Regions from separate parts of the Homo sapiens genome. Here all the other regions are linked to region 2. Evidence: chromatin loops called from intact Hi-C (ENCODE). Cell type or tissue: PC-3. All regions are shown on one strand.

Region 1 (8,000 bases), 130 kb after region 2:
ATACAAGGGATAGAAAAATATGTTAAATGATAACACAAGGGTGCGCTTAGCAAAATCTGGAAAGCAGAAGAGTGGAAGAAACAATTATGAGACTAAAGGGATAGCCTGATTGGATATTTAATATTCAGTGTACTTAATTTAATGTTTAATAATATTAAATATCTTTAATATTAACGAAGTGATCTTTTAAGAGATATTGGTATTGCAAATGTTTACAAATAGTTTCTTAGTTGAATCAAGATTGGTATGAGTTGCTAATTGTGGAGCTGGGTGATAGATTCATGATAATTCATCATATTGCTCAGTTTATATTTGAAATTGTATATTAAACTTGAAAAGACACTTTAATTTGAATTACTATTTTATCTTTTAAATGTGGTATTTCTCCTTAATTTACCCTAAGAAAACACTATAATTTTATCACAGTACCTATTAATGGTGGTTTTTCTTTCGTGAATTGAGGAAAAGAATTCAATGGGTTTATTTATTTATTTATTCCGTGGGTGTATTATCTGAATTAAGAATTCAGTGTTTTTAGCAATCTACCTACCACTTTAATACTGTTGTGCTGGTGAGATTTAATACACTTTAAGGATAATTCAAGTGTTGTACAGATATTTCAGTTTTATAAAAGATTAGTAATACTGGTTATTACCTAAAATAAAATATTAATTGGAGATCAGAGATTTAATAGCCAAATTTGTGAGTTTTACATAAAATATGTAAAACTGTGTCCCCTATATCTCTTTGATTTACTTATTTATTCATCTATCCATGAAACATTGTACTCTTCATTTAATGCTTGACATAAGAGCAGCAAAAAGCAATCCCAGCGCTCAAGGAACATAAGGTCTTAGGTAGGGTACCTGAAAACTACAGTGATTATTACATCGTTTGCTCATAACCAAGATAGAGGTATATATTCCAGAAGTTTTGGGAGTGCTGTGGAAGTAAACCTGATTTAACGTTGGGTTGGGATAGAGTTGGCAGAGATTTGCTGGAGGAGTAGCTGTGAGGTGGGACTCAAAAAATTACATAATAAAAAGAAAAGAGAAGGAATGGTACAAAGGCAGGAAGTGGAAAGAGTAAGTGGCTTTTAGAGAATTACATGTAGCTTGCCATAGCTTGAACTTAGGGATTTAAGTGAGCAACTAGTTGAAAATAGATTGGAGAATTAGAGAGAGATCCTGAAAGGTCTCATAGATGTTTGTTGAACTTTGTTATAGAACAGAAGACAAAAAAGAAAGGCCACCATCAGCTTTTTATTTTAGAAAGAGCATTTGCAGCAGTAGGTGGAAATAAAATTACTTTATTAGGGAGAGGCTTTTCACCTATTTTAGCTCAAAGTTTTAAGTCTAATTTTTTTTCTGGCCCCATGTATATTTTTCTTTCATTTTTAAAAATCTCTTTTTAAAAAAATCATGTAAAACATTTACGTAATTCTAAAACTGAAGACTCATTTCAATTGCTGTTCCTTCTACTCTTCCCTCCCTCTCTTTAGGCCATCATTTTCAAATTAGTTGGGTTATTCTGCCATTGTTGCTTTTCAAAAAATACAAGCAAATATATATAAATATTTTTCTTTCTTATGCAAAAGAAACATTCTATAAACATTTGGTATCTTTTTTTCACTTAAACTGTATCTTAGATCATTCTATAGCAGTAAATAAGATATTCCTTACTCTTTTTGCTTTTTTTTTTTTTTTTTTGAGATGGAGTTTTGCTCTTGTTGCCCAGGCTGGAGTGCAATGGCGTGAACTTGGCTCACTGCAACCTCCGCCTCCAGGGTTCAAGTGATTCTCCTGCCTCAGCCTCCCAAGTAGCTGGGATCACAGGCATGCGCCACCATGCCCAGCCAGTTTTGTATTTTCAGTAGAGTCGAGGTTTCTCCATGTTGGTCAGACTGGTCTCGAACTCCCGACCTCAGGTGATCCGCCCCCCTCTGCCTTCCAAAGTGCTGGGATTACAGGCATGAGCCACCGCTCCCAGCTCTTTTTGCATATTCTTTATCGTACTAAAGAACAACTCAATAAAATAAATACTTTATTCAGTATTTCTAATACCCAAGGTAAAGACATTCTAACAATAAACCTGTGCAACTAGAGTAGCATAGCCTCGGGCTGTTGCTTTTATCTCCAGCCAGTACTACTGCCTAAAGAATATGAAAGGAAAGATTTCTGTATTCATTTAAGAATTTTGATTTGTTAACAAGCAGTTTTTACTAGCTATGCATCTGGAATGACTAATGACTAATGAGAATTACAGGCCCACAATAGCCCCCACAATTTAATCATTCATCTGTCTACTGTTCACATATTTATTGAGCACCCATCTGTGTGAGGCACTCTGCTAGGTATTCTGGAAAAAAATTGAGTTTCATAAATATCCATTGTGTCATAGATACAAATTTAAGACATCATGAGGTCTACTTGTTAACCTTACTGTGTATGATCTCTACTTTCAAGATCTTCAGAGGAGATACTTTATTGCTACTAGCAGAATAATTTAATAGAACTCACATTCCTCAAAAGAAAGAGATACTCTTTTATTTCTTTGCTGAAGAATTCATTTAACAGCACTTTCTTCTAAGTGTTTTCTGACTACTGTACCAAACTTGGTTATATCTTTAGTGCTCCCCATACATGGGAATCAGTTGTCTTAAACATAGCAAAGAAGGATATTTATTCATTTATATGACTGTCTCGAGGTTAAATAGTTCTTTTGATGATAAAGACTTCATCTCATCTCAGTCTGTCCCCAGTGCCTAACACATGATAGTTCTCAATAAAGTTTATTGAATAAATGAAATATTTTGCTTACCTATTATGTTAAGGGAAAAATAAAGTTGTATGTCAGGAAAAAAAATCTTTTAATATCCTTGCTAAAATTTCTCGCAAGGTATGCAAGTAAAATATGGCCTTAAAAATTAAAATTTAATATGCTGTTTTTGGACCTCTAAACTATGTGACCAGAGAGGAGACATGATGGCAAAAATGATCTTCATAGCATATGCCTTTAAGAAGCAAATTTTAATTTACTGTTTCTATGAATACAACATTTATTCCATTAGATTGAAAAACACAACAATGCTTATTCATACTTTAAGCATTTATATATCTCACCTGTAGAATCAAAATTCTTCCTGCAAACTTTTATTTCTCTGTTCTCATGCAGAAATTACTAAATTCTTGCTCTGGAAAAAGAGAATTACTGTGTTGTCTTAGAGTAATACCTCCATCTGGTGGCATTTTAGAAAATTACAGAAGAGGACAGGAAACTTGTATTTTCTTGTATATCTGTAAACTGTATTACCTGTGGTTTCTCATAAAGCCAAATGAAATTACATCAAAAGCGGAGTCAACCATATGTACCAGAAATTTAATGCCCTAGTTTTCAACATATAAACAAATGACCTTGGGGATAATTATATAATCAACTGTTTAGTCCAGACTATTTCTGCTCTATCTTGGACTAAAAATTAGAAATGGAAAAAAGGATAGTTTATGAAATGTCAATTGCTTTTTTATGTGTGTGTATACACGTTAGGAAATATGAGAATTTGCTATTTCAGATTTATTGCTACAGATCCACAAAGAACTTATTAATAAGTGATTTTCTCAGACAAGCAGTGTTACTGATTTTTTAAAATAAATTATATTTTATCATAGCTCGGTTATAATAAATTATGTTCTCCTGGAGTGATAGAGATGGAAACTTGAAAACAAGCAGAAACTACAAATAAATTTCTGCCTGTTACTGTAAGAATTTTTTTTAACACATTTAATCTTTTCTTCACACATTTCTTACTTTATTATTGCTAGAGCTTTATAAAGGTAGGTACCATGCCTTCAACTTCTTGACTTCTCAAAGTTTCTAACCCAGGATTTTGTACTTAGTAGATTTTGCATATTGTCTTAGAAGAAGATTACAATCTTATTGCTTATGTTTTAGCCATAAAAATCTATAAAATATGTCATAAATCTATCAAGTATGTAATAATCTATCACGTATAAATAAATTATCAACTATGGCAGTTGTTACTATAGATTAAATCAATTCCTTTTTCTTTTTTTTGGCCAAAGATAGTTGAAATATTAAGTATGAAGTAAAATTTAATGATTTGGGGCTTTCTGCTGACGTCTAAGAAAAATTAAATTCCTAATGAATTTTGTTTGAAATTGTTTATTTTCAAATTATAGCCAGTCGGATGATGATTCTGGGTCAGCTTCAGGCTCTGGATCTGGTTCGAGTTCTGGAAGCAGTAGTGATGGAAGCAGTAGCCAGTCAGGTAGCAGTGACTCTGACTCCGGATCTGAATCAGGCAGTCAGTCAGAGTCTGAGTCAGACACTTCCCGAGAAAACAAAGTTCAAGCAAAACCACCGAAAGTTGATGGAGCTGAGGTAATCAATAAAATACCCAATGAAAGGTAGATTGCTTGTATTACTTTGGGAAAATTTAGAGGATTGGTTTATACCATTCTTAATCTAGCTTTTAGAGAAGACAACATTTTAAATTAAAATTTACTTTTAGTGATTCTCACATTCATGGTGGTACACCTGTGGACTAATTGGCTTGGAATAGATGCATTTTCGAACTAGAAAACACAAAGTGTAAATTACACACAGGCAAATAAAACGTTTTCTGCCTCTTAGGCAGAAATTGAGTTTCATAAATATCCATTGTGTCATAGATACAAATTTAAGACATTGTGAGGTCTACTTGTTAACCTTACCGTGTTATGATCTCTACTTTCAAGAGCTTCAAAGGAGATACTTTATTGCTACTAGCAGAATAATTTAATGGAACTCAGATTCCTCAAAGATAATGATGGAATAGGGTAAGGGGCTATTCTGTTTGGAAAAAACTACAAGAGATACAAAAACTTGTCTATACTTCGTGGTAGTATACAGTGTTACTCAGAGTACCAGTCTGTGATGAGATAAGATGCTTGAGGGCCAGAATATAAATCGACACACAGATTCCTTCATAGAGAAAAATGTTGCTACCGGCCCCCCGCTCAAATCTGAGCTAAAACAATGTGCCTAGTGACATCGTTGACGTATATTCTGACTCAGCCTCTTCACCTCACACTGATAAAATAGGTAACCACACTATGAGTAGCACTAATACAAATAATACTCTTAGCATCAAGAGGATATTGATTAATATTGTCTGTGGAACTCAACACACCATTTTTTTTTATACATAACTAGAGCTCAGCATTTTATTTAACTATATTGCAATGATAATTGTGTTACATATAGGTAAGGAATATAGTCTTTATTACTTTGAGGCAGTAAAGATGGTGGTATAGTTTTTCAATAAATTAACCTTTTTTTGCAGTTTTCTTAATACTTCTTCATTCACTGGTTTATATTTCTATTATAGTTTTGGAAATCTAGTCCTAGTATTCTGGCCGTTCAGAGATCTGCAATCCTCAAGAAGCAGCAACAGCAGCAGCAGCAACAACAACATCAAGCCTCATCTAATAGCGGATCAGAAGAGGTGCATTTTCATCATGAGCTATTATTTTAAAAGTGGACATGCTGCTGAATCAGTTAACTAGTATTTGTGAAATTATTAAAAATAATAAGTGCTTTGAAAGAATAAGTAGGAAATACTTTAAGTGTATATATCAAGAATCTTGAAATACAGATTTTGCATTATCCAGTAATTCCAATTTTAGGGATTAATCCAAAATAAGCAGTGGGACATTTGTGTGCATTTGCTCATTACAGCAAAATTAGAAATAAACTAAATGTGAACTCTGTGGGAAATAATTAAATGTGATATGCACCTACACGCATATACATGTATGAATGAAGGAATATTATATCATTAAATCATATTTGTACGAAATAATAACAGAAATCTCAACATAATATTTTTGAAAGAGTAGATGGCCACTATACACAATGTAGTTTGTGTGTGTGTGCAAGCATGCATACATGTATGTTTGCACAAAAACATTCAGGAAAAATTATAACAAAAAGTAATGGTGAAGAAAAAATTCAAAATTTGGCATGTTGGCACCTAGGATTTCTTGTTTTGGCTATACTAGGCAACAATAATGGTCTCCAGTGAGGGTAGATTTTAAGGTTTCATACAAAGTGCTGACATTTTGCTATTTACTTAATTTCACTGGCTATATTAATTTGCAATAAAAATGTTATTACTTTCAGCTAGTTAACATAAATAAAACTACATTGAAAAAAGGCTTCACAAGTGCTGTTATTTGTAAAGTGAATGTTAAATAGTATAGCAAATAAAAATTTAATATGGTTAAATTCTAATCATTAGTGGATGATACTGACTTTATTTCTTTTCTACAGGATTCCTCTAGCAGTGAAGATTCCGATGACTCATCAAGTGAGGTCAAAAGGAAAAAGCATAAAGAGTATGTCATTTTGTTCAACTGACTACTTCATTTTAGAAAAATCCTGATTATTTCATATTTCTTTCTTTATGAAAATTGTTGCCAAAAGGAGACTCTTCTAAATTCTTAGTTCATGGCATTTTATGAAGTTAATTTACACCATTACACAATTTAAAGATAAATCTTTAACATTTATCTTTCTGTGACCACCTGAGGGTATTATGCCATTTCTTTATCTCCTGTAACTCCCCCTATATATTTTTAAACTTTAATGATCTCCCTAGTTGTAATATCAGAAAATCTTAATAACTTGGGAATATAGGAGTATAGGGATGACAGGATGACTGATTTTGGATGGTTCTTATAATTATATTAATAGCTATCCTTACTATTCAGTTGCATGTGAAATTTACTTCATACCGTAGAACTCATTTTAGAAACTCACTGTAATTTCCTAAAGATCTGGACCCAGAAAGTATTAAGAATACTTCAGATTCTCAATCCATGTTTATTTTAATGATTTGGAAACATTATTCCATTTTCTTGTCTTTTATTTTCCTATTTGCCTTTGATATTCTGCATATTAGATTTGTTACTTATTTTTCCCAAAAAAAGATTCATGCATTTTTAATGCGAAGATTTGTATCTTTTATTAGTCTGTTCTATCTTTTATTCTGAAAATTCAATCATTTATCTTTGGATTTTTTTTCCTTTCTCTTTCTACAAATCTCTCTGGTCCTCCTATTAATAGATGTATATTGGATCATCCAGTTTTTTTTCCATTATAAAAATACACAACGGAAACTTTTTTTCGGTGTGCAAGCCCTGAAAAGATCTCAAAGTAAAAAATTTGCTTCTACTATGTTTTTATCATAAGCAGATTTTATCATATATGCTTGTTTATGTAGCCTTCATCATAGTTACAATTGGTGCAAAAGATACAGAGCAATGAAGCAGAAGCATAGCTGAAATAGGATATAGTGTATTTGTAAGAATTCAATGTGTGCCTTTCATTTGAACTTCTTATGATAGCAAAATATTAACATCCATTATTTTTCTCTACATGTTGATTGGAATGAAATAGACTTAATAGACTAAAAATAATAATACAGGTAAGGTACTCAGATTGAATATTTGAGATGGTACTACTGTTGCTCTTTTTTTTTTTTTTAATTTTTCTATGTTTCTTAATGAACGTGCACTATTTAAAAAATCAGTTTAAACAGGTGTTTTTCAAAATCACAACCTCTCGAGGATTAAAATGGCATGGATTAGTATCTCTTTTTTGAGAGGGCAAGTAGAATAATTTTATGAGATTTTCATCTATAATGAAAATTAAAATATCATTTATTTGCTGTTCACTGACGTATAACTAAGTGATTAGCAAAACTAGAGTTGTGAGAGAAGTCTATGAAGAATATTTTCCAGAGTGTTTTTGTTTTATAAATATTTCATTTTTAGCATGAGTAAAAGCAACAGTATTTTTGATAGCGAATATAGTTTGGTTGATTTGATCATCTTTGTATTAGGGATAAAACTTGCCATATAAGTACAAATAAAAATACTTTATAAATTTTGTCTGCAGTGAAGATTGGCAAATGTCTGGGTCAGGATCTCCATCTC
Region 2 (8,000 bases):
CAAGCCAGGATGGCTATTATAAAAAGTCAAAAAACAACAGATGTGGGTGAGGGTGTGGAGAAAAGGGAATGCTTATACACTGTTGATGAGAGTGTAAATAAGTACAACCTCTCTGGAAAATAGCATGGAAATTTCTCAAAGAACTAAAAGTTGAATTACCATTTGATCCAGCAATCCCACTACCGGGTATCTACCCAAAGAAAAAGAAATCTTTATCTTGAAAAGATATCTGTACTCATGTTTATTGCAGCATGGTTCACAGTAACAAAGACTTAGAATCAACCTAAGTATCTGTCAATGGATGAGTAGAGAAACTGTGGTATATGTACATACAATGAATGACTAGTCAACCATAAAAAAGAATGAAATCATCTTTTTCAGTAGCATGGATAGAACTGGAGGCCATTATATTAAGTGAAATAACTCAGAAACAGAAAGTCAAATACTACATGTTCTCACTTACAAATGGTAGCAATGTAACATGTACACATGGACATAGAGTGTGGAGTAAGAGACACTGGAGACTCAGAAGGATGGGAAGGTGGGAGGGGAGTGAGGGATGAAAAGTGGCTTAATAGGTGCGATGTACATTATTCAGAAGATGGTCACACTAAAAGCCCCAGACTTCACCATTATCCAAAATATCCATGTAACAAAACTGCACTTGTGCCCTTAAATTTATACAAATAAAAAAAGTTTTAGATGTACATACTTCTGATAGAAAGTAGATACAAAATCACCCATTATTTCATAATCAAAGAGTAATAAAATTACAATGTATGTCTTCTCAATATGTTTTTATATATGCATTTTTAACTTAATTTGTTTTAAAATTTTTACCAAAAAAGTCATATTATATAAATTTTAGCCTATTTTTCCCTTAGTAGTACATTATAATATTTTCACATATCAAAAAATATTATTCTATAATATGATTTTAAAGGAATCATAGTAATAATGGTGTTTTTAAGTAATTGAACAATATTCATCTTATGAGTAACTCCTTAGAGATAAAGCAACAGAAAGAATCCATAACAGCAAAAAGTGTAGTGAGCTTTTTATTTGTTTTTACATATCAAAGTAATTTTTGCCAAATGCCTACTGTTTGTCTTTTATGTACTGGGAAAACAAAGATAAGTTTTTAGAGCAGTTATAAGATAGGTAAGTTAGTCAAATATTATGTGATGGGTACTAAGACAGAGATAGTCCTACGCGGTACAGGAACACAGAGAAGAGGCCTCTAAGTAAGAATGAGAGTCACCTGTAAAGTGACACTAACTAAACTATTGAAGGACAAGGGGATTGGGAATTGCAGAACAAACAGCATAAGTAAAAGGACTGCCTAGAAACAGTCAATCATTAATTCACAAACTGGCTTGATCATAAAAATCAGTAGAGACTGCCAGGCACAGTGGCTCACGCCTGTAATCCTTGCACTTTGGGAGGCCGAGGCGGGTGGATCACCTGAGGTCAGGAGTTTGATACCAGCCTGGCCAACATGATGAAACTCTGTCTCTACTAAAAATACAAAAAATTAGCCGGGCGTGGTGGCGGGCACTTGTAATCCCAGCTACTCAGGAGGCTGAGACAGGAGAATCACTTGAACCCAGGAGGTGGAGGTTGCAGTGAGCTGAGATCACGCCCCTGCACTCCAGCCTGGGCAACAAGAGCAAAACTCTGTCTCAAAAAAAAAAAAAAAAATCAGTAGAGACATAAGCCCCACTCCTGGAGATTCCAATTTAATATGTTTAGGGTCAGGCCAAGAATCTGCATGTTTAATATGTCCCCAGAAATTCTTACATTCAGTCAAGGTTAAAAAACAATTCTAGTCCCTCCAACTGGAAACCTGCTTGTTTTACAATATAGCAGTAAGGAAGTAGCCATCCCTGAAGCTTGGAAAGTGGCCAAAGACAGAATGTGTGGGTTAAGCCTTGAAGTTTATCCTGAAAGATAAAGGACTGAATCTGAGTTTGCAGAGCAGATTAGCATTTTAGAAGGATCACTCTGTAAGAAACGGAGTATGATGTGTAAGGAAACCTTTTGAGGAGGCTAATGTAGCAATTTAGGTGAGAAGTCATTAAGACCTTAATTTAAAAAGTGGTTATGAGTTTAGGAAAGAGGAGAACAAGAGATACCAAGGAATTAAAAGCCACAGGGATTAGGGATTGATTGAGTATAAGTGAGAGTGACCTAGGAAGACTCCCAGGGAAGTGGATTGGGTGACTGGATAAGAGATATGCCATTTATGAAAATGTGGCATTCAAGTAAAGCGCAGGTTTGAAATACATAAGTTCACTTTTAGATATACTGAATTTTATTGGAAATTCAATCGTAGGTTCCATCGCAAACTCAAAACGAAGATTTGGCAGGAGGAAGTTTGTAATATAACAGTGATCGAAGTTGAACCCATGAGGAAGATAACACTTACTGTTTAAGCAGAAAAAAAGGGAACCTACAATGGAGACTAAAAAGAATTATCTTTTTTCTTTTTAAGGAAAGAATAATGCCACAGAAAACAAAGGAGAAGGACTCCAGAAGGAGAACTGCTACCGATAAATCAAACAAAATAAGGACAAAGCAAAGTTCCCTGAACTGTGCCTTATGGAATTCAATGGTGCAGGTATCAGGAGCATCTCCTCTGCACATGTTTCTGGTGGGCTTGGCCAATCAAATGTTTCCTTCCTAGGAGCTAAATCTTAAGTGGTGACACAAGGAGGAAAGGTAGTTGAACCTTAGTAAACATACATGATTATGCATGTCCACGGTTTCATTTCAGTGGTCCTGTACTTTCTGCCCTCAGGAAGCTTGACTGTTTAGTATTTTCTTCTGTTCTGCATTATACCAGTATATTTCCAATGAATATCATTTTTTCCATAAGTTGTTCTCAATTTGTTTCTTTGGCTTATAATTAGAGACCCAAAACTGCCAAGGTAATTTTACTTTTGCTTTCATTTTCAATAAGACAAACCACTGTTCTGTTTATTTTCTGAAGTAAAACAGGAAAGAGGGCGATGATTGATATAATAAAGTCATTGAGTACACAGAAGAGGATGGAATCCAATCTACAGGTTGAGAAATGAGCCTCGAGTTAGATGGGCACCTTTTCCAACAGGAAGGAGAAGTAAAAATGCCAATAAATAAGCGAATAAGTAAGAGGGAGAGGAAGGTGCCGTTTTCACTTTCTGCCCTTGCCTTTTCACAATGAAAAGGACAGAATCATCATTTGCTGAGTGTAAGAAGAGTTGGTGGTTTTGACAGTAAGGGAAGTAAATGTTTGGAATACCCACTGTCAGTTGATCAGAAGCACCTTCACCATAACTGAGGACTCAGCCTTGGTCAGAAAGCAACAACATACAGTGACATCAATTGGTATGGCTGTGTGATTTTTCTCCAAGAACTCTCAGCTGCTCAGTTCCAGAGTCAGAGAAACAGGATGGCTGGATTAAGAGTTGAAAGTAATATTGAAAGCATAATTTAAGTAGTGGACACCAGTGTGTGGAGCTGAACAGGGAAAATGGGAAGACAGAAGGAGACTAATTGATTAGGAGAAAATGGAGGGCTCAAAGCATATGGGGTCATGAGGTCAAAGGGCAGGCATAGTTCATATAAGGACCAGAAAGTTACCAAAAACAAATGGTGAGGAAAAGCAGATGTCTTGTCTAAACATGAAGCCTGTATCTGAATCTCCCTATGGATGGAGGGTTCACGTTTATCTACCTTCAGACTGCTCTACTCGGCTATCAGTCAGTCTTTCTTAGGATTCCTAATTTGTTTTTCTGACTTTCGCCCACAAGCTGGATGACCACTTGGTGGAGCTCCTGCAAAGAGAATGTCAGCCCATTGGTTAACAAGATACCCTGAAAAACGAGATTCCATAAAATTATGCAGTTCACTGTAGCCTAGTCCAGTAAATGGTGGACTGATTGAGAAATACTTTTTTAAAAAAATGTTGTGAGCTACCCTTTCCCTATTGCTTCCAACAGAATGACAGCTGATTCTGGTACTTGGAGCAACCAAAATTTCGGAAGGTTCTTTGATCTTAATGCAGCAATGAGTGTTCCCTCTACTGCTAGCCTAAGCCTAATCTAGTCCTTCATCAGTTGTAGAAATATAATATCTTTAAGAAAGGATAGGAAAAAGAGTCCATAATTAAGACACTGTTCCTTTAGGCCTAGCCTATTAATAATACCTTTAATCTACTTTACCTCGCGGGTTTAAAAATAATTCTGCCTGTTGCTTAGTGCCACCCATACTGCTGATGATGAACAATGATCTGTTGCATAAATTGCCACCTACCTTTTATTCTGTAGCAGCCATTCATTACAACTCTAAGGCCAGTAATTACCAGTGATGAAAGTGGCATTATCTGCCGTGACTTTCTGTTTGGTTTTACTTTGAAAGTGCCTTAGCTGGTTACCTTACTTGGATAGTGTAGACCGTTCGAGTGCCATAGACAACTTATTCTCCTATCCCTGGCATAGTCCCCCAAACAGTGCCTTCATTACTGCAAGGAGAGAGTGTGGCTTAATTACACTATATTCATCTCTATGACAAGCCAGACAACTCAAACCATAAGGTTTCATTACATGGTTCTTATAGTTTCATCACGGTTTATGACCAAGAGCACATACTTTCTAATGCAGTGTGAGAAAATCAAGATGTAGTTAGATTAATTAATTTGCAGCAAAATACTATCTGGAACATCAGGAAGACTGGCAGGTGCTTCCAGTTCAACTCCATGTCATAGATCAAATTATAAAATTTCAATAAGCAGTTTCTCTTCTTTTAATTGACAGATATAATGGTTACTTTTAGCTGTCATAGAATTGAATAAAAATCTGAGATAATAAGATAATAGGATGTTGACATGTTTTTAGGTGGCAAAAATAAACCTTAATATTGTGTCATCAATTTCTTCTTCTCTGCACCTATAATTATGCAGGCTGTGTGGATTTCATTCTTTTCATACTGATAGTGTTATACTATATTTGGTCACATTCCCCCTAAGATGATGAGGCTAGATTATAGATCTGGAGCAAACTTTTGCCCTTGGATTGTTGACAGGCACTGCAACTTAATTAAGTTGACATTTCTAGCATAAATTCCCAGAGATAGAAGACACCTCAGAGAATCTTTTATCTAACCTTCTGCCCACTATAGGAAATCTCTCCACAGCACACCCAACAAGTTGCTTTTCCAGTCTTCCTTGATTTCATCAGCATCCCAAATTATTCACTGGGTGTTTACTCATGGTTCTGCTTTCTTCTAGGAAACATACATACACAGAGTCAAATTTTCTACTATCAGAGAGGACAAAAGGGAAATGAGTTGTCTGACAGAGAGAAATGGGCAAGGACAAAGGGAAAATCATTAGTGGAAAGAAAAAGTAGCATTAAAGGGCAGTATGATGAGAAACAGGAAGAAGAGATGTATGCAGTTTAAGCAGAGCAATCACTTTCACTAAGCCCTTTTCATTCTCTTGCAATACTCTCAGGAATTACAGATTGGAAGGCACTGCACTGGTGTGGAAGTAGGCTGAGAAGAAACATGGGTTGGACACAGTGGCTCATTCCTATAATCCCAGCACTTTGGGAGGCCAGGGTGGGAGGATCACTGGAACCCAGGAGTCTGAGACTGACCCTGGCAACATAGCAAGACCCTATCTCTACAAAAAATTTAAAAGTTAGCCAGGCGCGGTGGCACATGCCCATAGTCCCAGCTTCTCAGAAGGCTGAAGTGGCAAGATCACTTGAGCCCAGGAAGATGAGGCTGCACTGAGCCATGACTGCACCACTACACTTCAGCCTGGACAACAGAGTGAGACCTGTCTCAAAAAAAGAAAGAAAAGAGAGAAGAGAAGAGAAAAAGAGAAGAGGAGAAGGAAGGGGAAGGGAAGAAACATGGACTGGAGAGAAGTGTCAATGTCATTATCAGAGCCTACACTGGCATTAATGTGACCAGTACTGTGTCTTTGTTTGGGGGTTAAGAAAGAAGGTCTACTTAGGTCAGTACCTAAGAAAGATGCATTCCTCTATTTGTAATGCTCACTTCTAATCTGTCACCTACCTGACCCACTAACTGTGGACCCACTAACTCTATTAACAGTAGGTATAATTGTATTAGTATAGATCTCTTTTTAAAAAGATGAAACAAGGGCTTATGTGCAAGGGATTATTTTGGGAAATGATCCCAAGTTTTAAGAAGTGAAGGGACTGGAGAGAGTAAAATAGGGAAGAAAGGAAAGCAGTATCAGGGGAAGAAGGTCTCAAGTTGAACATGACCACAGATCATGATCCATTGAGAATCCTCTAAAGATCCACACAGAATGAGCCTCAGAATTCTGCAAACAAGGGACAGAAGAAGGTGGCATTTATCCACTGGGTCTGTCCCTGATAGGTCACGATTTGCCTTAATGACATTAACCTCTTGTATACAATGTGTGAGGCAGATCTGTTACCTACCACAGACACCCCAGTTGCCCTGTAGAGTTAGCAATGGGGCAGAAATTAAGAAAAGCCAAGTGTGGCCTGGCACAGTGGCTCACACCTATAATCCCAGCACTTTGGGAGGCCGAAGCGGGCAGATCACTTGAGTTCAGGAGCTTGACACCAGCCTGGCCAACATGGTGAAACCCCCGTCTCTACTACAAATAAAAAATTAGCTGGGCATGGTGGCAGGCACCTACAATCCCAGCTACTTGGGAGGCTAAGGGGGGAGAATCACTTGAACCCATGAGGCTGAGTGCACTCTAGCATGGGCGGCACAGCAAGACTCCACCTCAAAAAAAAAAAAAAGAAAAAAGAAAAGAAAAGAAGAGAAAACGCAAGTGTAGGTTGAATAATGGACACTTCCACATTAAAGAAGACTAAAAAGATCTAAGAAGTAAATGCTATGTGTGATCCTGTTCAATTCTGAACCAGAAAAAAGTCATAATTCATAAAAGACATGATTAGAAAAATTTGCAAACTTGTATTAGGTGTATTGATTCAAATATTATATCAATGTCAAATTTCCTAGGTTTGATCATTTTACTACAGTACATAGATGAATATGCTGGTTCTTAAGAAATACACACTGACGTATTTAGGAGTAAAGGAGCATGACATCTGCAAGTCACTTTCAAATGGTCCTGTATATATGGGGGCAGGGTGGGAGAGAGAAATCAAATGTGGTAAAATGTTAACATTAGTGAATCTGTGTGAAGTATATGGGTGATCTCTGCACTATTCTTGCATCTTTTCTATAAGTTTGAAAATATTTGAAAGTAAAAAGTTTAAAAACTGTAAGCTCTGGACCAAAGGGAATTATAGCAAGGGTTCAAAAGACCTGAGCTTTAGTCCAAAGTCATTGATGCTTGTTGTTTCTGTTTTCTCATCCAGAAACTTTATAGAATTACTGTAAGAACTAAATAAAGTGATTTATGTAAAAGACGTTTGAAAGGTTTAAAATAACATACAATTGTGTAGTATTGTTAGAAATGGGAGTCTGACATTTGAAGACGGCTTAATAGGGTGTTAGATCATGTATCAGCTAAGCAGTGACAGACATATACAGAGAAACAGAAGAATGTGTGGGTTTATAACTTGAAAGTAGAGAGCATTTTAGGTCATTTTCAGCTACTAACTCCTTATTCCAAATTGGTACCCTGTAACAAACTTTAATTATCTACTGTATACTAGACAATATGTATATTGTAAGAATTGCAAGGATGAATGATTCATATTCTCAAGGAATTTAGAGTCTATTAGAGGATAAAACTACAAAACTAAAAATCAATCATATGATCTGTTAAGAAATGACTACAGAAACAAAAGTAAGAAAGCAGCAAATGTGAGGTTTGAGGATAGAGACAGAAGAATTTCTGACAGGAAGTAATTTTTGAATTGAGCCTTGATGAATGAGAATATCACTTAGAAATAAGAAAAGGAGGACCAGGTGCAGTGGCTCATGCCTGTAATCCCAGCACTTTGGGAGGTTGAAGCAGGCAGATCACCTGAGGT
Region 3 (8,000 bases), 58 kb after region 2:
AGGAGGATCCCTTGAGCCCAGGAGGTTGTGGCTGCAGTGAAACATGATGATGCCATTGCACTCCAGCCTGGACGATGGAATGAGACCCTTTCTCAACAAAATAATTTTTAAAATATTTGAGGAATAGTAAGTGAATAATAAAAATAATAATCAAAAAATATTTTAAAATAAAAATAAATAAATAAAAAATAATAAATTGGCCAGGTGTGGTGGTGCATACCTGTAGTCCCAGCTACTCAGAAGCCTGAGGCAGAAGGATTGCTTGAACCAAAGAGATCAAGACCAGCCTGGGCAACATAGTGAGACCCTGACTACACTAATAAATTAAAAAAAAAAAAAGGCCAGGCATGGTGGCTCACACCTGTAATCCTAGCACTTTGGGAGGTCAAGGCAAGAGACTGGTTTGAGCCCAGGAGTTCAACACCAGGTTGGGCAACAAAGTGAGACCCTCTCTCTAAAAAAATAGAAACCAAAACAAAATAAAATAAAACTTAGCTGGGCATGGTGGCACATGGCTGCAGTCCTAGCTATTCTGGAGGCTGAGGTGGGAGGATTGTTGGAACCAAGAATTTCAAGGCTGCAGTGAGCTACAATTATGCACTCCAGCCTGGGTGACAGCAAGACCCGATTTGTAAAAAAATAAAAAATAAAGAAGGTTGGAAGGAGAGAAGGAAGGAAGCCCTGTGTGTACAAATGATGAGACTGTGGTAGTAAACAAGAATTATGAATAATTACATTCTGTGTATCAAATGTTTGATAAGAAAAAACAAAAGAAACTGAATAATTCAAATTAGGAAGTGGAGGTAAGGCACAAAAAAAGAACAATTAGGCCCTTAATAAATAAAGTACAACTTTCAGAATGAGAAGCCAGGTGGAGTGGGTGAGGTGAGAAGCATTAGGTTTTAATCTGGGGGTAAACATATCTAACAGGGTGAGCCTGGCTGTGCTTGGTGACTCAAAAGATTTACCTGGCAAGGGAGTGAGGTGGAATGGGGCCAGCCAGTGGAAAGCTAGAATTTGTTCTGGCAGAATACACAAGGAAAGATTGGCTCTTCTGTTCTACAGCAAGTAGCTCTTCTTACAACTATGTGCTTTAGCTGGCTTCTAGGATCCCCGGAGTCCAGAAAGCATAAATGGAACCTGCTGTCTCTCTCTCCTAGCTCTATCAGGAAAACAGTCAGGATGCAACATGAGATCTATAAAGAAAGAGCCTAAATATAAGCAATGAAAAATAGGTTGGAGATATTTGAAAGAGGACGATGAGGTACTAGTCCACTAGATAATTTCCTGACTTGAAAAGGGCTCAGTGACCTGTTCTTAAGTTTTTTCAGGGCCCAGTGTGGTGGGCGAAGTGATGAGGTACTTTAAATTCAAGTCTCTCTTGCTGCAAATTGCCTGTAATTATGGCCATATAGCTTTTTCTTGGCCAACAACGGATTAGCCTGAAAGTACATTTTTGAGGCATGGAATCCTAAGAACTGTTTATCTGCTCTGGTGGTGGTGGAGTTGTAGGGCCAAGGAGAAAATACAAAGTTCACAGTTATTTATAAGACCATTTTGTGTGGAGAATGTTTTAGGGGAAAAAATGGCTTCTTACCTGTTTATATGGCACCATAATCCAATAAAATTTATAGATACCCACTGATTAAAGTTTCATAATGTTCTGGAAACTCTTTCCTAGAAGTATTGATGATATGTGAAAATACAGCAAGTTCTCAGACAACGAACTTATGTTAAAATGTTTATGTATTTAAACATATAGTGTAATACAACCAAATACTAAACATCAAGTATAGTATATTTTTTTCCTCAAACCCCCAAATTCCCAGGAAACGTCAATCCATAGAATACCTCTCTCTAAACCAATGGTATTTATTTTATTTTTTGAGGGATCCTAGGGTACCTTATGTTATGTTCAACTTTTGGATTCTTTCATTCAGCATTTAGGATTTTACTCCATATGTTAAATCTTGGAAGCAGCAAAAAATTACCTCTAATACAGCAGACTCATTATTTCATGGCTTTATTTTTCCTGGTCCCAATTCTCTACTTGCATTAGGCTATGGTCTCTTCACCACTTTCTAGGAAACCCCTTTCATGGCAGCATCTGTTCCTCTTCACCTAGGCAGTACAAGAAAGGATGTTGTTGTAGGAAATAAAACTTCATCCCTTCCTCTGGCAGTTATCATTCTGTTTCACCCTTTTCATCTGACAATTTTTCCCCCTTGTTCAGAGGGTCTCTTCCTTTTTTTCCCCTAAGTCTTCCAGTGATGTCTGTGCACTCAGTTTGAAGCCCAAATCCAGTGCATCCCTGAATTATGGTCTCACTAAATTTACAAATTGTACTTGTGCTTCCATGAAGTGGCTTGAGGGGAAAATGAATTCCTGTAACAGGTTTCTATCAACATACTCCTTTAAAGTGTGCACCCCCAATCCTGAGAAGAATTACAGCTCTTTTGCAGGAACCACGAGAGTTGTGACACATATCATTGTATAAACAGAGGCAGCTCATAGGCTCTGAAATTATTGCTTTGAAACTGTCCTCAACCAGCAACACCAGCACATGAGGGTTAAGAGAAGATTGGGAATAAAGGAACTACAGAGCTGCTTGAGAAGCTGTAAGACCTTTTCTAATATGTTCTCACTTTCGTATACTCTGGAGTGGCACTCACGCATGACATAGTCTGGGTTTCCTGCCCTAGACCCTAACAGATGTGGCTTTTAATGCTTGGGACATTAAAGACACACCCACATAGGGTACCTAACTAAAGACACACCCACATAAACAAGCCACAGCTTTCAGAAGAGTCTATGCTTAGGCATTAACATTCATGAACTCTGTTCTTCTAATGTTTGGATATAAAATATTATGTCTTGGGAAGTTGATGCTATGTGCAAAAAGATTAATTATCACGGTATCTAAGAGATAGCCCTCCTCTGGGGCATCCTCAAACTGAACAGCTAGGCAATTCTGTAGCCTCCATAAAGTTCATGAATGTTACTCACTGCCCACAAGCAGCTAACTTTTGTACGTAGTAGAACTGAAAGAAATTCAGGGCACCCAACATGGCAGGGCACTATATGCAATGAGGATTCCTGTACCAGGGTAGAAACTGATATAGTTGGGATGTTTGTCACCTCCAAATCTCAAGTTCAAATGTAATTCCCAGTGTTGCAGGTGGATTCTGGTGGGAGGTGTTTGGATCACTGGGGTGAATCCCTCTTGAATGGCTTAGCGCCATCCTCTTGGTGCTAGTCAGTTCTTGCTCTGAGTTCATGTGAGATCTGGTTGTATAAAAGTGCATGACATCTTCTCCCTCTCTCTCCATGTCACATGCTGGTTCTCCTTCACCTTCTGCCATGCTTGTAAGCTTCCTTGAGGCCTCACCAGAAGCAGATGCACTAGCATCTGCTTCTGTACATACCCTATGTGGGTGTGTTCAGTTCCTGTACAGCCTGCAGAACTGTGAGTCAATGAAACTTGTTTACTTTATAAATTACCCAGCCTCAGGTATTTCTCTCTCTCTCTCTCTCTCTCTCTCTCTCCTCTCTCTCTCTCACACTCTTTTCTTTTTTTGAGACAGGGTCTTACTCTGTCACCCAGTTGCTGACGTGCAGTGGTGCAATCATGGCTCACTGCAATCTCCGCCTCCTGGGCTCAAGTGATCCTCCCACCTTAGCCTCCTAAGTAGCTGGGACTACAGGTGTGCACCACCAGGATAATTTTTGTATTTTTTTGTAGAGACAGGGTTTCAGTGTGTTGCCCAGGCTGGTTTCAAACTCCTGGACTCAAGTGACCTGCCCCCCTCAGCCTCCCAAAATTCTGGAATTATAGGTGTGAGCCATTGTGCCCGTCTAGGTATTTCTTCATAGCAATGCAACAACGAACTAACACGGAGGCAAGGACTGAATGTAGATTACTCCAAAATGGCAGTGGAAACTCATAAGGCAAATTTCATGAGATTATAAAAAAAGTTCCAGGTGCAAATATTGTTCCAGATGAAGTTACATTCCAAACATTTGTATAAGCATAACAGTGAGGTTCAACTGTCTCCTGTCAAATGAGTAATATCCAGGAGTTTAGTATTTTAATAGGAACACTAAAGTTTAGTACTTCAATAGGAATATTTGTTCCTATTAAATAGTTATTGTGATATTCCATGATTTTATACCAGAAGGCTTTTTTTTCCTCTCTCCTGAGTGTATCTTCCCCATTATGAGTATCCTGTTACTTCAAAAGATCTTCCATTGATGAAACACTCCAGAATCAATTTTGATTATTGGCAAGCCATGATTCTTCCAGGATCTTTTTTTAAAATACTGGCTTTTTATATATTCACAACTATAAACATGTAATTTACTTTGTGTATTACAAATTTTTATTCTCTATTTACGTATCTTAGTTCAGTGCTTAATAACATTAGTAGCTTTGCTATGTGATCTGCTTGATGAAATATTGATTTGGGGTAAGTGTTCCCAGACCATCTTAGGGCATTCTATTAATATGTTCTGTTCTTTCCTCCTCCTTGCCAGGATTTCACATTTCATCTTAAAGGATTCACTGGTTCACTTCTACTATGTAAAAATGTCTTTATATCTTATATTCCCATTGTTACAATAAAAGTTTATATTATAGCAGTTGATATGCAAAGTATGTTAAGCAAATTGCATATTAGATGTTTTATTCAAATGTCAAAGTAAAACTTTGTCAGTTAAACAACTCATAACAATACCAATAAATTTCAAGTTGTCAAATTGTATGTATTGTTAAGAATTATGTCCCATTACATGGGCAGTAATCTTTTTTAAAGCCACAGAGCATGGAAATGTTTGTCTAATAACTGAAACATATGTAGCCTTCTAGCTATGTAGCAACAGTTGCCACTTGATGTTTTCCTGCATCCTATTTTCTTTTTTCCAAGATAGATATTTTGACAGAAGTGACGAAAGTCTCATCTTTCAAAAATTAAAATCACGATGTTTAATAAAACATGTTTAATGTTATTTAGAATCAACGTGATGAATTTATTCTATAAGTGTGTTTTGTTTTGAATGTTTGAAATTTTCAGCTAACACCATTGGAAGCACATACAGTTAGACTGATAAAATATTGGTAGGTTTTTGGTTTCAGAGGAAACAAATACAATTTTTATGTGACTTTGAAATTGCGAGGTGCAGTGTAGCTCATGCCTACAATCCCAGCTACTCAGGAGGCTGAAGCAGGACTGCATGAACCTAGGAATTTGAGATCAGCCTGAGTAACACAGAGACCTCATCTTAAAAAAAAAAAAAAAAAAAAAAAATTGGCATGGTGGTGTGTGCCTGTAGTACAGAAGGCTGCAGTAAGCTATGACTGAGCCACTGTAATCCAGCCTGGATGACCTAGTGAGACCCTGTCGCTAAAAAAAACAAAACCAAAAAATACAAAACAGGTTCACATTGTACTATTCTTTTCTTCTTCTTTTCTCCTTCTCTTTCTCCTTTCTCCTCCTCTTCCTCTTCTTTCTTCTTCTCCTTCTTCTTCTGCTCGTCACCCTCATCCTACCACTTCTCCTCCTTCTTCCTTCTCCTCATTCTTCTTTTCTTCTTCCTTCTCCTTCTTCTTTGCCTTCTCCTTCTTCGGCAGGGTCTCACTCTGTCACCTAGCACAGGTGCATGCCACCACATCTGGCTAATTTTTTTATTTTTTATTTTTAGAGATGGGGTCTTGCTTTTTTTGCTCAGGCTGGTCTCAAACTCCTGACTCCAAGTGATCCTCTCGCCTGGGCTTCGAAAAGTGTTGGAATTACAGGCGTGAGCCACCATGTCTGGCCTGTACTATTCTTTATACAGTATCTATTAAAAAATTATAATGCTTCTTCCTTCTTAATGTCTCATGTGTCATATCTTTTTTTCTCTTCCCATTGACATACCTATTAAGCTAGATACCAATAACTTTAGATCAGCGTAGCTACTGTAGATTTCTCATTAATCTCTCTGGTTATCTAAAAAATTTAGTCTCTTGCATATAATGGCTTTAAAATCTCTTAAAATTTTCTTAAAATTTCTGAAAATTATTTTTTCATTAGACATTTTCTTATTCACTAACTTGCTGTTCCTGGCCAAAGTAATAATTTCTTGTGAATCATATCTTGCTCTTTTTCTAACCCTGGCTCCTACCAAGTACGCTCATCCTAAATAAACATTTTTTAAAATTAATGACTTAGGGCCAGGGGTGGTGGCTCATGCCTGTAATCCCAGCACTTTGGGAAGCTGAGCCAGGTGGATCACTTGAGGTCAGGAGTTCAAGACCAGCCAGACTGACATGGTAAAACCCCATCTCTACTAAAAATACAACAATTAGCTGGGCATGGTGGCCCATGCCTGTAATCTCAGCTACTCGGGAGGCTGACGCAGAAGAATTGCTTGAACCCGGGAGGTGGAGGGAGGTTGCAGTGAGCCAAGACCGTACCACTGCACTCCAGCCTGGGCAACAGAGTGAGACCCTGTCTCAAATAAATAAATTACATTAAATAAAACAAAATTAATGACTTGGATCCATGTGCTGTGGCTCATGCCTGTAATTCCAGCATTTTGGGAGGCTGAGGCAGAAGGATCACCTGAGCCCAGGAGTTTGAGACCAGCCTGGGCAACAAAGCAAGACCATGTCTTTAAAATTAAAAAAAATAAAGTTAAAAGAAATAAAAGAGAAAAATAAATAAATAAAATTAATGACTCTAAAATTATTCTGAGTGGTGCCAGTACATAGCTGAAAGCAAGTGATACTGCAAGGGAAAAAGGAAACCAAAGAAAAATAATATGTAATAAGCTCTTACCTTATCATGTCATGTATTCCTTTAAACAACCCATGAGCTGGATATCATTATTCTCGTTTCATACATGAGAAACAGGCTAAAAAGTTAAGCGATGATCAAGTACACGTAGACTGCATATGGCAAGCCAATAATCAAAGACAGGTTGACTAAAACTTCTTGCCTCTTTCTCTGACCTCGCGTGGTGCCATCTGCGTTTTGAATTGGGAGTATTAAGTTTCTCTGCTGAGAGAGAAGAGGGAATTCCATGCTAGGCAGAGGGAACAGTATGAACAAATAGTTATGCATGTATATGCAACGTTTAGGAAAATCTGAGTTGTTGACCATTGTTAGAACACAGTTCCACCATCCCTTCCATTGGTGAATCGGGTAGAAAGACTGGGGAACCTGCTTGTGGTCTGGAGTGGGACATGGGACTTGGGGCAGAGGGTAGAATTACCCACCAGACAGCCATGGTAGTATGTATGTTACCAGGGTATTCTGGAGCAAGGTGAACTATCCCTTTTCTTTTCCTCAAAGGTAACCAATATTCTAACTTCTAAAATTTCATTTCTGAGTATACATTAATAGAATCATGCATTTATATTATTTGGTGTCCGGTATGTTTGTGGGACGCATTCACATTGTGTACATAGCTATAGTGTCTTCACTTTTACTGCTGAATGGTATTTTGCTCCATGAATATGTCACATATTATTTATCCATTCTAACTCCATTGGGGTTGCTTGCAATTTATAGCTAGGATAAATAATACTGTTAAGAACTTCCAGTGTAGCTTTGATATGCATGTTTGCATTCCTGGTGGGCGTATCCCTAAGATTTTAGGAGATTAAAATTTTAGCAGATTAATACTGTTTTTGCAAAGTTGTACCAATTTATAGTCCTACCAAAAGTGTGTGAGAGTTTCAGATCATCAACAAATTACCCAAATCAACTTTTTATCTTTTTCAATAGAGGTAGGGTCTCTCAGGCTGGAGTACAGTGGTGTGATCATAGCTCACTGTAACCTTGAATTTCTGGGCCAAGGAATCCTCCTACCTCTGCCTCCTGAGTAGCTAGGACTCCAGGTACATGCCACTATGCCTGGTTAAGTTTTTAAAAATTATGTTTTAATTTTTATGTAGAGACAGTGTCTTGCTATGTTGCCCATGCTGGTCTTGAACTCCTGGCCTCAAAGGATCCTCCTGC

The links. Hi-C counts contacts between places; a loop is a spot of excess contacts. Peaks named below come from ENCODE experiments on the same cell type or tissue, not always from the same donor. Only the 100,000 strongest peaks of a DNase experiment are listed, where the experiment ranks them.
Region 1: a loop joins it to region 2, with 15 times the contacts of the local background. A loop is called at or near these places in 101 of 110 quality-filtered maps.
Region 3: a loop joins it to region 2, with 2.7 times the contacts of the local background. A loop is called at or near these places in 7 of 110 quality-filtered maps.

The regions. Positions count from the first base shown.
Region 1 is chr5:98,901,298-98,909,297 of GRCh38, reverse strand. It overlaps CHD1 (chromodomain helicase DNA binding protein 1), which reads left to right. Exons shown (of 36, transcript NM_001270.4): 3 at 4,200-4,401; 4 at 5,390-5,506; 5 at 6,334-6,398; 6 at 7,963-8,000. Among named protein-coding and RNA genes, the nearest start is that of CHD1-DT, 23 kb to the left of the region's middle. RefSeq lists an enhancer at 3,645-4,844. In PC-3, a CTCF peak has its summit at 3,242 (motif pointing left); a DNase peak (open chromatin) is centred at 4,317; H3K27ac peaks cover 3,335 bases.
Region 2 is chr5:99,028,475-99,036,474 of GRCh38, reverse strand. No RefSeq gene overlaps it. Among named protein-coding and RNA genes, the nearest start is that of CHD1, 100 kb to the right of the region's middle. RefSeq lists an enhancer at 2,992-3,051. In PC-3, CTCF peaks have their summits at 3,606 and 3,805 (motif pointing right); DNase peaks (open chromatin) are centred at 3,064 and 3,804; H3K4me3 peaks cover 1,628 bases; H3K27ac peaks cover 881 bases.
Region 3 is chr5:98,970,892-98,978,891 of GRCh38, reverse strand. The region is part of intron 1 of CHD1-DT (CHD1 divergent transcript); the gene reads right to left. Among named protein-coding and RNA genes, the nearest start is that of CHD1, 46 kb to the right of the region's middle. In PC-3, no CTCF peak of the experiment used is centred here; a DNase peak (open chromatin) is centred at 3,451; H3K27ac peaks cover 452 bases.